2 separate regions of the Mus musculus genome follow, and region 1 is linked to region 2. The links are chromatin loops, found by intact Hi-C in ENCODE. Cell type or tissue: left cerebral cortex. All regions are shown on one strand. Region 1 holds the start of BE949265 (cDNA sequence BE949265). Region 2 overlaps Zfp318 (zinc finger protein 318).

What was found. Peaks named below come from ENCODE experiments on the same cell type or tissue, not always from the same donor. Only the 100,000 strongest peaks of a DNase experiment are listed, where the experiment ranks them.
Region 1: a loop joins it to region 2, with 9 times the contacts of the local background. A loop is called at or near these places in 2 of 42 quality-filtered maps.

What each region holds. Positions count from the first base shown.
Region 1 is chr17:45,730,010-45,732,509 of GRCm38, forward strand. BE949265 (cDNA sequence BE949265) reads left to right here and starts at 910. Exons shown (of 2, transcript NR_169044.1): 1 at 910-1,155; 2 at 1,574-2,209. It also overlaps a transcript of 1600014C23Rik not described here. In left cerebral cortex, a CTCF peak has its summit at 1,343 (motif pointing right); DNase peaks (open chromatin) are centred at 945 and 1,350.
Region 2 is chr17:46,407,124-46,409,623 of GRCm38, forward strand. It overlaps Zfp318 (zinc finger protein 318), which reads left to right. Exons shown (of 10, transcript NM_207671.4): 7 at 1,896-2,096. It also overlaps the pseudogene Gm9706. Among named protein-coding and RNA genes, the nearest start is that of Crip3, 21 kb to the right of the region's middle. In left cerebral cortex, a CTCF peak has its summit at 1,532; no DNase peak of the experiment used is centred here.

The sequences.
Region 1 (2,500 bases), 680 kb before region 2:
TGCTTGCCCTCCTCTGCCCTGCTTCATCTCCTGGGTGTTACATTCCACAGTGGAAAGTGATGCCTTGCTAAGATTACAAACAGGGCCGGCCTGGACTGCCCTGGGATTGCAGGGGCCAGCCTTTCCCACATGGCTCTCCCCCTGCCAAAGGCACTGGTAGGGGCTGATACTGGTGCATCCCAGCCTGAGGGAGAATCAGGACCTCTGGGACGGGGGCGGGATCGTCTGGGTCATCCTTCTTCCACGGGGTTGACACTTTGGAGAGTAAGGGGTCTGTGTTCAGTTGTCCCTAGTCGGCTTGTTCAGGGGATGGCTGGGGCCTAAGCCCTTGGATCTCTGCATGCCTGGCCTCTTCTGGCCCTTCACTTCTGCTCTTACCCCCCTTCAGGTTGAGCCCCCATCCATACTAAGCTGGAGATTTCCGCAGGCTCAGCCAACCGCCTGACCCTAATTATGGCGCCTTCATCCTGTTGGGGTTAAGCTCCTTGTGGCCTCTCCACCCCCCCCCCCCCGACCCCAGGGGCCAGGTCTGGGGTCAGAGACTAAGGAGGCCCAAGCCTGCTATGGCACCTAGAAAGAGCTGTCTGGTGTCCTCCAGGGGGTGGGGGGCTGGAGGAGAGGAGACCACTATGGGTCCAGGCCAAAAGGTTAAGTGGTTTCTCTGGAGAAGCCTAGGGACAGGGAGTTACTCTGAGGGCACTGGAATCTGAAGTCCAGTGCTCTGAGGATGGTTCTACCAAGAACCATTGAGAAAGAGTTCGAAAGGTAAGCCTGCCTTAGCCCTACTCTGCCTGGTTTTCATTTCCCTATTGCTCAGGACTGGGCAAGCATGGCTGGCCAGAAACCCTGCCCAGGGGATGGCCACAGTCAGCCAACTTGAGACTCGGCCTGTGGCACAGTTAAAGAGTCCGAGGCTCAGTGAATGGCAGGCTCTGGACGCAGCTCACCCAACAAGCTGGGACTTGAAGTTTCTAAGCCCAGGCCAGGTCATTTCCTCTTGCTCTCCTCTGTCCCCTGGAGACTTCTTGTCTGCTGTCCTGTTTGTTGAGTATCATCTCTTCTCATCTCATCTGTGTGTGGAGCTATGTGGCAGAGAGGAGCGGGTCACCTCTTTGTGCCTTGCATTCCCCTTTGTGATACCGACGAGAGGGAGAGGTAAGCATGGGGGGAGGGATAACTATTTCTGCTTCTGTCTGGGGTGGGGGCTATAACAGCAGGGACAGGAGTGCAGAAGCTTCTAGATCATGCCCCTATCCAAAGCAGCTGGTGTTTTGGAGCCAGGCAGAGCGGCTCTGCAGAAGCTGACCTGATTTGCCTAAGGGCCCCGCAGTTACAGAAATGACCACTAGGTGTCAGCCTCAGCTCATACTTGAAGTGAGGCTAGGCCTCCAGGTTGCAAACCCCCCTCTGGAGAGTTGGTTGCCCCACAGTTGCTTAGGTGGGGCAGGTAGTTGCTGCGGGAAGGGGTCTGAAGTGACACACCTTCCTGGGACCCGGATGACCTGGGTAAGAGGCTCGCTTCAGATTTTATGTTCAACAGTTTGCATTCTCCTCTGTCTCGGGATGTATACAGATTCTGCTGCACACAGAGGCAAGACGACCCACCCCAATCCCTGCAAGCCAGATCCTGTGAAGACAGCAGACCAGCCAGTATCCACAGCAGCCCCGTGCAATAGGCATGACTAGCAAGTCCCATGCTACAATGAGAAAACCAGTGCTCGCACCTCTTACCCACTTAGAGGAAGACAGGGTCCTCTGAAGCCAGATTCTTTTTCTCACAACAGATGGATTTCTGGAATATTCTAGGATGTCAAGCTGAGGCAGGCTTCCTGTAAGGTTAGGAGTAGTATGGTTGATGATATCCAAAATGAGCCCAGTAGATGGAAGAGGGGTCTTGGGGGTGCCTGGTGTCATACATAGGCAGGTTGTAGACACAGGGTGAGTGGGAGCCATTCCCTGTCCATGTCTTCCTCTGAGCAATCTCCCACTCCACGCTTCTGTTCCCTTCATCTGTGAAGTGTCTACAGGTGGACTTGTTTCGTCTCCATTCTGTCCCTGACACCTGCTCCTTTCCAGGACAGATACTAAGATGGACTGGACAAGCCACCCCCATATAACACCACTTCATGTTTAGACCAGCGACTTCTCAAGGTGTTTTTGATTTTGTGTTCTAGCAATTAAAAAAAAAAAAACAAACAAAGCTGCGTATATACATACTTGTGACTTAAGATTTTGTTCGTTTGTTTTTTGAGACAGGGTTTCTCTGTGTAGACCTGGCTGTCCTGGAACTCACTCTGTAGATCAGGCTGACCTCAAACTCAGAGATCTGACGCCTCTGCCTTCCGAGTGTTAGGATCAAAGATGTGCATAACCATGCCCCAAAATGTAAGTAAGCATTTTTACATATTCTTGTATTGCCCCCCTTTGGTGACATGTACTCATGCTAATTGGACAAAGGTTTGATGAGATACAAAATGAGAAAATGCATAGGTGTTTTGGA
Region 2 (2,500 bases):
GCCAGAATTGGTCTTCATGGACTTGTTCCCGCTGGGACACCTTCTTCTTAAGCATGTCTACAGTCTGTGTCAGAAAGACCTCATATATGTTGCTGTGGCCCCTTTTGTTCCTCACCAGGATGCTCAGAGGGTCACTGCAGTTCTGTACCACTAGCATGACTGTGTTGCTGGGACCCAGACCCAGCCTGGAAAGGGTAAGACTGTCCTGGAGCACTTCATTTTGGTGGGCCAGGCGCTGCTGGAAAGCCGGCACACCAATCTTCTGGGCAATCTGCTTCTTCAGTTCTGACACCATCATGGAGTTAGTCACAGACACCAGGAAATTGTTACCCCCAGCATCTTCACCTTTAGGTCCCAGGCCATTGCTGTAGGCTCTAGCTCTAGGTCCCCTGGAATTAAGGAGTCTGCTTCTGGCTGCTTGCTCTCACAGTCAGAGACTGGATCAACTCTCACCAAAAAATAGAATTGTTAACTCAAAGGTGTTAACTTCTACTGGTGACTTTTAGGCAATTTAGGAATATTTGATCTTATTCCTTTCTGTCACTCCATAGAAATTACTGTCTGCTTTATCCATGTGCAGCACAGGCTTTCCAGGACACATAAGAAAAGTGATTTGATTTATTACTTATTTTCTTCATATTCTTAATGACTACATTATGTTTCTCTTTCTAGTCATCATTTGATTTTTAAATTTAACATATTTGCTTGCATAGGTAATATATTCAGCATCTACTAAAGGGTATAGTGAAATGGCTCCTCCCACGGTTGTTCTCCAGTTCCTTTCCACAGTGCTCTCCAGCTGCTTTTCTCCAAGGCAGTCAGATCTGTCCACAATCTTGAATAGTCTCTTTAAAAGCATTATATATATGTTTGTGTGTATGATATATATAATGTATATGTATGTACATATATAATTACATTTATTTCATTATGTATATAATATATGTGCATGTATGTATATGTGTATATGTGTATGTACATATATACACATATAATTATATTTAGGTATGTATATAATGTATGTATATGTAGTATATATACATACATAGTTACATTGATTTATGTATGTATGTGTGTGGCAGCACATTTGAGGTGATAAGAGGACAACTTTTAGGGGAGTCCCTTCTCTCCTTCCACTTTGTTTTTGAGGTGGGTTCTCTCTTGATGTTTCTGCTGTGCTTTGATTTACAGGCTACCTGGTGCCCATGAGTGTGGCATGTCTCCTCTCTCTACCTCCCATCTCACCTTATGAGGGCTGGGATTACATATGTATGACACCAAACCTCGTTACATGGATTCTGGAAATCAAACTCAGATCATCAGCTTAAACTTAATCAGATCATCTCACTGACCTCATATGATCTTGATATTCTTTTAGAGAAATTTTTCTAAAATATCTCTAAAATTCTCTAAAATATATATCTAAAGGATATATAAGTAGCTATGTATTTTTTTATTTAAAGATTTTTTTTTAATGTGTATGGATATTTTTACCTGCATGTATATCTGTGTACACATGCATACAGTGTCCCCAGAGGCCAGAAGAGGAGTTACAAGCCGTTGTGAGCCATCGTGTGGCTACTGGAATTGATCCCTCGTCCTCAATGAGAGCAGCTAGTGGTCTTAAAAGCCATCTCTCCAGCTCAGTCATTACATTCTTGATGTGAAAGAGCTATAGTGCCTAATTCATTTTCTTGGTCTTTGGATATAGATTCTATTAAGGTTCTCCCTATCTTATATAGCTTTTTATATTACACACTAGACATATGGTCATAATTCCTGTGATTGAGATTCCTGTGGCCATGATTCCTATGATTGTGTGACCACCTGCTTTTTTGCAAGTAGATAAATCTGGACTGCCTTGAATTTTTTCTAAGTATAGTTTTTCTCTCTAGGAATCAAAAATGAATGAAAAGTCCTGTATTAAGAGCCCTAGTTCTACTGAAAGCCTCCAACCAACTGTTAAGCAGTCTGACCAGCCTGTTGCTGCTTATGAGTATTATGATGCTGGCAGTCACTGGTGCAAAGACTGCAATACCACCTGTGGGACCATGTTTGACTTCTTCACCCATATGCACAATAAGAAGCACACACAGGTAGGTATCCTGACCTCTGTTGTTTCTTCTATCACCCTCATTCCCCTCCAACCTCTGTGCTCCCATCTGCATTACAAAGCTGGAAAATGAAACATTCTCAAAAGGGCAGGAGCCCATTCTGAAGAGCCAAGAGTTAACAACAAAGGAGATGCTATCCCCAGGGCTCAGTTCAGGGGACCTACTATAATTAAACACCATCTGAGTGTAAGTGAGGCTTCTCTCTCTCTTGATTCCTTGAGTACCTGAATTGTTATTTATCCATTTCTAGTACTTGAGCTAACTTGTTTTTACCTTTTCCACAGGTGATTCCGTTTAAACAGTTGGCAGAGTTGGTGGGTGGGGGTGGGTAGCTAAGAACTGCTGGTTCCCTGGTCTGATATTTAGGGGAAGAAAAAGAGAGAAAA